Linked DNA regions of Homo sapiens: region 2 is linked to region 1. Evidence: read pairs that join two places in POLR2A ChIA-PET (ENCODE). Cell type or tissue: OCI-LY7. All regions are shown on one strand. Each heading gives the region's core, and the rest is flanking DNA. Links, peaks and the distances in the headings are about the cores only. Region 1 has its middle 140 kb from the start of RUNX1. Region 2 has its middle 230 kb from the start of RUNX1.

What was found. Peaks named below come from ENCODE experiments on the same cell type or tissue, not always from the same donor. Only the 100,000 strongest peaks of a DNase experiment are listed, where the experiment ranks them.
Region 2: POLR2A ChIA-PET joins it to region 1 with 6 read pairs; 2 of 35 experiments call an interaction of 5 or more read pairs at or near these places.

The regions. Positions count from the first base shown.
Region 1 is chr21:35,186,541-35,191,926 of GRCh38, forward strand. No RefSeq gene overlaps it. Among named protein-coding and RNA genes, the nearest start is that of RUNX1, 140 kb to the left of the region's middle. In OCI-LY7, for the core only: no CTCF peak of the experiment used is centred there; a DNase peak (open chromatin) is centred at 3,081; H3K4me3 peaks cover 1,334 bases; H3K27ac peaks cover 1,629 bases.
Region 2 is chr21:35,277,889-35,283,274 of GRCh38, forward strand. No RefSeq gene overlaps it. Among named protein-coding and RNA genes, the nearest start is that of RUNX1, 230 kb to the left of the region's middle. In OCI-LY7, for the core only: no CTCF peak of the experiment used is centred there; no DNase peak of the experiment used is centred there.

The sequences.
Region 1 (5,386 bases), core at 286-5,285:
GTGGTAGAGTCTAGATTTCATCCAAGGCAGTCTGATTTCAGAAATTCCTACTTTTAACCATTGTGTAGTCCAATCCTAACTGATGTTTGTAATCTTGAACCTGGGATATTGTAAGAGTCAGAAGTGCCTTTGGAATCACAAACATTATGCTCCACGTGGCCTTTATGTTAGATTCATTTTGTTAAACCCTAACTCAGGGATCAACACATTTTTTCTATAAAGGACCAAATAGTGAATCTTTTAAATTTTGTGGCTAAAAGCAGCTCTGTTGCATATTCTTTGTTATTTTTACAATGCTTTTTTTCTTTTTGAGATGGAGTCTTACTCTGTTGCCCAGGCTGGAGTGCACTGGCGTGCCCTCAACTCACTGCAACCTCCACTTCCCAGGTTCAAGTGATTCTCCTGCCTTAGCCTCTTGAGTAGCTGGGATTACAGGCACCACTACCACTCCCAGCTAATTTTTATATTTGAGAAGAGACAGGGTTTCACCATGTTGGCCAGGCTGGTCTCAAACTCCTGACCTCAGTTAATCTGCCTGCCTCAGCCTCCCAAAGTGCTGGAATTACAGGCGTGAGCCGCTGCGCCAGGCCCTACAATGCTTTAATAAAGGAAAAACTATGCTTATCCCATGATACCATATAAAAAAAAAGATATGGGCCAGATTTGTTCCCCAAGTCACCATTTGCCAACCTTTGGTAATTCATCAAAGCTTGATGCACTGGGTATGACATATGTGTAACCTCTCTGCCAATTATGTGATTAATCAGAATATGCCATTTACAACTATTCTGACACAGTGGTGATTTACTAAAACTAGAAGGTGAGTTTGGGTTCGTCTCTCTATAACTTCATAAATTGGTGATCTTGAGTAACCTCAATGTGGAGTCAGAGTCACATGAGGACATCTCAAATGTCTCCTTGCAGCAAGGCAGTGACCTATTCAGCCCCTGTTGTACTCCTGAAGGTGGCATCAAGTGACACTTTGTAGTATGCATGTCATTGCTCTTGACGATTTCAATTAAAAATGCCAGTGAGTTTTACTGAAATTGAAAGACTATTTACAAGCCTCCTCTTTCTCAAAAGACATCAAAACCACAGCAAAGAGTGTTGGATCCAAGATAATTTACAGAGTAATAAAGGCCCACAGAGGATGCCTTGAGTTTTTGACGTCGTGTTGTTGGAAGTCGGATCAGGAAGGGTGAAGATCCACATTACTAAGCCAGCGTGTCTATAGAACTGTGTACCAGGCACAGTGCTAAGCTTTACACATATTAATAGTTAATACAACCACTTCAGAAAGGAGGTAACAGTTTTACCCCCACTTTTCAGATGGGAAAGCCAAGGCAGAGAAAGCTAGAGGACTCATTTGAGTTTCCCCAGTGAGTAAATGATAGGTGGAAGACTGGGACCCCGGTAGATCGGCTTGAGTCCACGACCATGGCCACTATGCTGCACTGTGCTTCCATGGCCAGAAAATGGCTAGGCCTATGGAGGAAAATAACCACTGTGTGAAGAACAATATTTAATTTCTGAATGAAGTACATTAAATTAAAAGATTGATGTTATTCAAGGCAACTAGGGGATACTGGGTTCTAATTCTGCTTTTACCAATCAGCTAATTGGTCACTATGGCCAATTAGTCAAATGGAGTGTTGCGTTTGTCAGTTTTCATGTAAAAGAGAAGTGTTAGTATTTAACATAATCTTTTGTGTTAGTATGTTAAATGTTTTTAAATCATTTTGAGACCCCCTTTTCCAAGGAGTCAGTCATATGCATGCAGCCTGCCACACTCTGAGTACCAAGGCCCATGGCCTCAGGGAAAACTCTAAGCCCGGGTATTTAGTTTCATTCATTCATTCTTCAGGAGAGCAATATCTTCTCATCTGCATAATCAAAGGGTCAGACTGCATATCTCTAAGGTGTCTTCCAGTAATTATATTTTTTTTGTTTGATGACTACAAAAGGATTTACTCATTGAGGGAAGTCTTTACTTGCTGAAAAATGTCTTTACTCACTAACGAAACTTTGATTAAATAAAGCTCTAAAGATATCTATTGACTGTAGCTCTTTGCAGCATAAAGTATTTTTTCATTGACTACAAGATAAAATGTCCTTAATATTAGATCAGCATTAATAACAATCTAGCATAATAATAACCATGTAACCCTACTTTGCAAAAGACTCAGCCCTTTAGAAGGGAAAATGAATAAACTTAACTCATTCTTCTTCGAGGGCCGAGATAAAAATCTCAAGCTATCCTAGCATTAGGAGATATACCTAATGTAAATGATGAGTTAATGGGTGCAGCACACCAACATGGCACGTGTATACATACGTAACAAACCTGCACGTTGTGCACATGTACCCTAGAACTTAAAGTATAATAAAAAAAGAAAAAAAAAGAGAAAAAAAGAAATATTTTTAAAACTGTAAACTGTTAAAAAAAAAAAGAAGATGTGAACTATAAAACACACACACACACACACACACACACACAAACAAAAAAAAATCTCAAGTTATCCTTTAGATAGTCCAATCTGCTTTAAACTTTGGCCCGAGTTATTTTCACGAACATCCTCTGTTTCCAATGGAGTAGATACCATATAAGACAGAACACTACAAATCACTTTGTGTAAACTCACCAAAGAAAGGGTGGGGGGGGGGAGAAAAATCAGCACAGAGTCTGCTCTTAATTAAAACCAGCTGATGATGTACAGCGATTTGTCTGGAGCACCCTGGCTGCGCTGGTTCCCTGACAGCTGAACATTCTTTCCTGCCTGTACTGTTTGAACTATGTCCAATGGTGAAATCGTTAAACCTTTGATAACTGTAGTTTAAATGCGAGAAGGGAGCGGGGGAGCTTTCTGTTTTAAGCAAGAAAGAGAGATGAGTGTTGTATTACACAAATTAACAGTTAAAAAGTTAGTACTTATTAGATCATTTTCACTGGCTTTTGGTAGAATGCCTCTGGACATTTTCAGATTACCTATTGACACTTTTTCACGGCACAAATGTCAAAAATCTCACTTCCTCTCTTCTTCCCTAGGGGATTCTTGCTGTAGTTAGAAGGGAAATAGTATGAACCACCTGGTCTTACTCAAAGAAGCCTTGGGGATAGGTTAATTTCACAGTTGAAAGCTCCATGTGGGGGATACATTTACATATTTACTAATACAGAAAGGGCTACCAAAAGAAAAAAATCATGTGACTTCAGGAGAACTGCTCACAAACACACAAAACACTCTGTTTCATCCTTGAGTTTGACAGATGCTTGATAGGGAACAAAGAATAACCAAGCTGTTCATCTCCAAATACCAAAGTAACTTTAAAATGAATTGCTGTTCACAGTTTCTGGAAGACAAATCGGCATTACGAGGATGTAAATAATAACCTGTCTGTGTGTTCATACACACCCTAAACGTTTAAAAGATATTTTTAGGTATAAAATATTTCAAAAACACAATACCCTTTCTAAAACAGCCATCATGATATATCTGTATTATAGGAAAGTGCAGATATATACAGATAGTACGTAGTTATATTCATAGAAACATAGATGACAGATGGGTAGATAGGTAGATAGATTAATACTTAGTGTTTCAAATTATACTTGGAGCAATTTTTTTTTTTTTGAGACAGAGTCTCATTCCATCACCCAGGCTGAAGTGCAGTGGCACGATCTCAGCTCGTTGCAACTCGTGCCTCAGCCTCCCAAGTAGCTGTAATTATAGGTGCGAGTCACAGCACACTGCCCAAATTTCCTTTTTAAACTTTGGTTTCAGCATAGCCCTGTCTACTACTTGGAGGTGATTTTGGTGTTTGGATATGTTAATACATTTTTGCCAACCATGGTAGCCATGGGGTCTGGCACAATGCTGTAACCCCATTCTTTCAATAGAACGAATGCCCCTTAGGCTGTAAGTGTGGCCCCTGTTTCCTTTGAAGGGCTTTTAGAAATAGACAGAGTGTCTTTTCCCTGGGACTCTGGACTCCTGGGGCAAAGCTTTTTAAGACAGGTGTGAAAATTATCCTGGTTGATTCAGAAATGAGTCATTGTCTCCTGGCTGCTGCTACTGATCTCAAGCTAGCAAAGGTCAAATGAAGTTCTGGTTCACATAAAGACATTCTATGCTGAGTTTTAAGCATCACTGGGGAGTCTTCCAATTCATTTGATTTGGGAGAGCTCAACAACATTGCTGATGTAGTTATCTTTGTCCAGTTAAACTTTTGCCAGACAACCATGGGACTTCTGGCCCACAGGAAGGTAAGGGAAGATAGAAATTAGATTAAAAGACACCCAAGTCCAAACACAATTTCACCAGACAGGTAAATATCTTAATGCCAATTAGTTTTGACAAATATGAGACATATTTGGCTTTGTTCTATCTAGGGGTACTTTTTCATTTAATCAATCTCTCAATTAAAATTCTTTAGCATTGCTTATTTAGAGTCAAATAAATAAATATATCTGTCTGGGTATAATTCATTTAAATTAGAGCACAATGTTTGCTCTATTTGCCTTACATATTGTCATTCAGGAAACATAAGTACTCATGAAATTTTGATTTCTATTAGTTAAACTGTATAAGCATGAAGGAGTTAGTAGGGTGGTAAGCCATGTGGGTTGTCTACACTCAACGCTTTTCTACCTCCACACATCTCCTTGCTCAGAAAGCTCCCCTCCACCAGCGTCCCAAAATATCAGAGAGTAGATGTATCAGCCCCCATGCAGCTGGGCTATGAGTATTGGCTGTGGACTGGGACCTGAAGGCAGGCATCTCGAGCACTTTGGAAAAGGTTTTCTTCTCTAATTACAAAGCCCTGCCTGGAAGGACGTGTCTCCCTTCTCCGGCCAGCTGTTGCTGTGCCTACAAGTGACCTCCGTAACAATTAATTCTATCTTGTGACCTGAGGATTCTGTGCAGAACAAGAGACACAGCACAGATTTTTGATGACATCAACAAGCCATCAAATTGACCCTCTACTCACTTACCTCTGAGCTTCAATTTCTTCATCCTTAAAATGGAAAGAATAAAAGCATTTGCTTTAGGTTTTTTGATTTTTGGGGGATGTGAGAATTAAATAAAATAATGCAAATAAATCCACTTGATATTATGCCAAGGACATAAGACATGCTTGTTTTTAGCTTCTATCATTATTTTTATTACCACTTACAACTACATGATACTATGTTTTCAGAGAAATTGAAATAGTTCCTAAAAGCCTTCATATGTTCAACAAAGATCATAATGTAAGCAGGAGTAAAATATCTGTCAGTCAGTACATTTCTTACATAATCAATGCTTTTCCAGAATAATGTTTTTAAAAAACATTTTGAGGAGTAATTCTGAGAGAGACACCTGGATAGCTTATGAAACTGTTTAGT
Region 2 (5,386 bases), core at 136-5,135, 91 kb after region 1:
CCTCATAGACACCCCTGCTAGGGTCTCGGGGATGCCCAGCAGTTGACATGTCACACTTTAAAGACTCCTGCACTAGACTAATCATAGAGGATGTGATATAAAGGAAGCCCCATTTCTTAAAGGTTTCAGGAAGAAGGGAAGCTTCTGGTCCCTTAAGCATGGAATGAAAAGTGGAGAGGATATAACTGGCAGGGTGGAGACATGGGCAGAGGCATGGAGTTTGAAACAACCAGAAAGATTTGAGGGCATGGCTGGGTGCAGTGGATCATGCCAGTAATCCCAGCACTTTGGGAGGCTGAAGTGGGAGGATTGCTTGAGCCCAGGAGTTTGAGATCAGCTGGGTAACATAGTGAGACACCCATTTCTACGACAAATAAAAATAAAAATTAGCATGGTGTCATGGCATACACTTGTAGTTCCAGCTACTTGGGAGGCTAAGGTGAGACGGTTGCTTGAGCCCAGGAGTTTGAGACTGCTGTGAGCTATTATCATGCCACTGCACTCCAGGCTGGGTTGACTTATCTTTTGTGTAAAAAAAATAAGAAAAGATTTGAGAAAAGTTCCCCAAGGAAGGTTTGTTTCTCACTTCCCAGGGTATAGCCCAGAGGAACATTCACCTCCTGAGAATAGCCTGATATTCAGTATGGCATGGGTCCCACATGGTGCTTCCCAAGATGCAGACTGAAAATGACCGGTACATGACACCATACTTAATAGTGAAAGACTGAATTATTTTCTTCTAAGATTGGAAACAAGGAAAGGACATCTACTCTCACCACTCTGATTCAACATAATACTAAAAGTTCTAGGCACTGCAATAAGGCAAGGAAAATTAATAAAATGTATGCAAATTGGAAAGGAAGAAATAAAAACTGTCCCTATTTGCCGATAACATAAATGTCTGAATAGAAAAGCCCAATGAATCTATCAAATAACAACAAAAATTTCCTAGAAGTGAATTAAACAAAGTTGCCAGATACCTAATTAATAGACAAAAATCACTTGTATTTATATCTACTAAGAATGGACATGTGAAAACTGAACTTAAAAACAGTACTATTTATAATCATGCCAGAGAAATTTAAATATTTTGGTTAAATAAACTTAACAAAACATGTATAAGATCTATATGCTAAAAATTACAAGATGCTGATAAAGGAAATCAAACAATGCTTAAATTAATAGAGAGGCATACCATGCTCATGGATTGGAAGAGTCAACATAGTAAATACATCAGTTCTTTCCAGCTTGGCCTATAGATTAGATAAAACTTCTATCAAAATCCCAGCAAGATTTCTGTAGGCACAGATAAGCTTATTTCAAACTTTATATGGAAAGGCACTAGCCCTAGAATAGCAAAAACAATCTTGACCAAAAAATGAATAAAGTGCAAATAATTAGTACTTGCTATTAATAGTTATTAATTCTATATAGCTGTAATATCAAGACAGTGAGGAATAGACAGTGGAACAGAACAGAGAGCCTAGAAATAAACCTACACAAATACGTGCAACTGATTTTTTTTCTCCTAGAAAGTAAATTCCAGTTGTGATAAAGTATGCACAAAAGAACTAAGAACACAGTGAAATACAATAATTTTAATTCTGACCATGAGTGATTTTTAAAAATTAAGTACAAGTCCAGGCATGGTGGCTCAAGCCTGTAATCCCAGCACTTTGAGAGGCTAAGGCAGGCAGATCACGAGGTCAGGAGATCAAGACCATCCTGGCTAACATGGTGAAACCCCATCTCTACTAAAAATACAAAAAATTAGCCAGGCATGGTGGCAGGCACCTGTAGTCCCAGCTACTCAGGAGGCTGAGGCAGGAGAATCACTTGAACCCGGGAGGTGGTGGTTGCAATGAGCCAAGATTGTGCCACTGCACTCCAGCCTGGGTGACAGAGCGAGGCTCTGTCTAAAACAACAACAACAACAACAACAACAACAACAACAATTTAAGTGTAACTCACATACCCCCAAAATTCACCCTTTAAAGTATGCAATTCAGCAGCTTTTATTATATTCATAAACTTTTCCATTGCTACCACTACCTAATTCCAGGACACTTCCATCACCCCAAAAAGAAACCCTGTATCCATTATCAATCACACTTCATTTCCTCCTCACCCAACTCGCAACCATTAATACAGTTCCTTTCCATAGAGTCAACTATCCTGGGCATTTCATATAAATGGAATCATACAATAAGTGGCTTTTTGTGTCTGGCTTATTTCACAGGCCAGAATGAACCCAGGAGACAGCCCCTAGACCCAATGTGGTTCTAGCACCTACAACTTCCACCTTCAAACCAGGATGATGTATAAATTCTGTTTATATTTGTTTTGATGCCCCTGGAAAGAAATCCCAAATTGACTTAACTCAAATCCTCAAAAGACTACCCATTTATGCAAAAGTGACTGAGTTAATCTGAAAGAGTGTTTTAAACCAGTTAAAACTAAGATACTCATACTGACCAGTTTGACTTTTCTTCCCCTTTTATAGGGGAACACAGAAGCTCCAAAATGAGATCAGTTATGGAAAATAAGGAACATTCTAATTTTTTTTTTTTAGGATCTGAGTCATAGCATCTAGGTTCCCATCTTCTCAGCTCCTAACAATCCTAGTTTCAAGATGAGGAAACTGAGGCTCAGAAACATTGAGAGACTGCCCAATGTCACATGTAAATTCAAGTCTGTCTGCTTTCAAATCCATTTTTTAAGCAAAGACTGACTTTTGATAATAAGATTAATATCAAAGCTAGATGCTTTTCATAAACTCTTACTAAGAAGGGTCATATACTGTAACATCTCACCCAAATCAAGCTCTACAATTTTTGAGAACTTATAAAGCAAAGCAAAACAAAACAGAATTTTCTAATTTTCAGGAACTCCTTTATATAAGCTCCCCAACCTTATTACTATTCAAAATTTAAAACATTTTTTTTTTTTAAAAAAGGATAGCAGTAAAAAAATTACAACCAGTAGTCAATTAGTATATTACTTACATGCTGCTTAATACTGGGTGGTATTTATTGAACATCGACTCGGCGTCTATCCCTAGGCTAAGCAATTTCCATGCATCATCTCATTCCAGTTTCATGACCAACTTTTGAGGAAGGCTGAGTAGCAGAACCCAGGACACACCCTGAGTCAGTAACAGAGCCAACTTCAAGCCCCTCTGGTCTCTGGAGCCTACACTCTTTTTATTGTTTGTTTGTTTTTTGAGATGGAGTCTTGTTCTGTCGCCCAGGCTGGAGTGCAATGGTGCGACCTCGGCTCACTGCAACCTCCGTCCCCCAGGTTCAAGAGATTCTCCTGCCTCAGCCTCCCGAGTAGCTGGGATTACAGGTGTGTGTCACCATGCCCAGCTAATTTTTATTTTTAGTAGAGATGGGGTTTCACTATGTTGAACAGGCTGGTCTTGAACTCCTGACCTCAGGTGATCCACCCGCCTCGGCCTCCCAAAGTGCTGGGATTACAGGCGTGAGCCATCATGCCCGGCCTATTTATTCTTAAGTTCCTAAAAAGGTAGTACATGAAAGAGAGAAAGTGTGTGTGTCTCTATGTGTGTATACACATACAAACATGCAGGTGCCTGCTGAAGTTTCCTCAAAGCACTGACATATTACTTTATTTTGAAAAGATAATTTTTGTGATTAACTGCCCTTGGATAAATTTTAGCGATAGAACTTTTAATATGTGGATTATGAAAAAAATTTAAGCCTTGTTTCTTTTGAGATTTAAACTATACTACAACCAAATGTAAGCGACACAGTGCGTTAAAGGTTGAATTGTATGTTCACAAAAAAGATAGGTGGAAGTACAAACCCCCCAGTACCTTAAAATGTGATTATATTTGGAAATAGGGTCTTCACAAATGTAATCTAGTTAAGATGAGGTGTTTGAAGTTTAATCAAAATATGACTGATGTCCTTATAAGAAGAGGAAAATGCAAAAATGCCACGTGACGGTAGAGGCTGAGAGTGGGGTGAGGCAGCTGCAAGTCAAGGAATGCCAGAGATTGACAACCCCTGCCAGGAGCTGGAAGAGGAAAGGAAGGATTCTATCCAGAATTTCAGAGGGGGCATGACCCTGCTGACACCTTGATCTAGAAATTCTGGTCTCTAGAACTGCAAGAGAATAAATACATTTTTGTTATTTTAAGCCACTCAGATTGTGGTATTCTGTTATGGCAGACCTAGGAAACTGACACCCAGGGCTTTAGACAGGAAGGGGTGGGTGCTGTGGGAAGATGATCACGTCCTAGAGAAAACGAGAAGAGGAATAACAATGACATGGAAAAGAGGTGACGTGTTCTGGAAAAAGAGGAAGTTTTGATGTACCTACTTTCTTGTTTTGATTTTCTTAGAATTCAAAGTAAGTATGCAGAAAAAGATTCATGTGAATTGGATATTGCAGACATAATCAAGGAAAGCCAGCTACAAGTCTTGCTGCACTTAAGTGTAAGGTTTAATCAAAATGGATGGTAGATTTCACAAAACAGAACCAACCATTTATCATAGTTACTAAAACGAATATCACATAATGTGTACGTGTGTGTGTGTGTGTGTGTGTGTGTGTGTGTGTGTGTGTGTAAAATTTAGTGCACTCAATAGCATTGAGCCTCATTAAAAAAAGAACATGTTGGCCGGGTGGCGTGGCTCACGCCTGTAATCTCAGCACTTTGGGAGGCCGAGGTGGGCAGATCATTTGAGGCCAGGAATTTGAGACCAGCCTAGCCAACATGGAGAAACCCTGTCTCTACTAAAAAATACAAAAATTAGCCGGGCATGCTGGCATGAACCTGTAATCTCAGCTACTCGGGAGGCTGAGGCACGAGAATCACTTGAACCTCGGAGGAGGAGGTTGCAGGGAGCCGGGATTGCACCACTGCACTCCAGCCTGAGTGACAGAGCAGCCTATATTAAAAAAAAAAAAGAAAGAAAGAGAAAGAAAGAAAGAAAAAGAAAGAAAAGAAAAGAACATGTTTTAGGAAATATCTTACTGATTTTTTTCTACTTCAGATCTCACATGTTGACAATGTTGCTTCCAATTCTGGTGTCTTAATAAAACAACCCTTAGAGTTCTTTACGTCAGAAATGTATGATGATCATAGAAGAATTAGATAATTATTACTGGATATACCACAAGAGGAAACATGTATTATTCTCCATACAGATTTACATACACTGATCTATAAAGGGTATGGGGCAGGTTCCGAAGTGAGTCATCACTTTGTCCCAGGAAGGAATGGGAGAGACGCCTTATCAGGGTGGCTCATGGGACACTCGGTGAAGGCTTTTCTGGGGCCTCTGCTGCTTTTCCCATTTTGTCCTTGAACTGGACAATTGGCCTGCACCCACAGACCTGCTTCCTGTCAGGAATT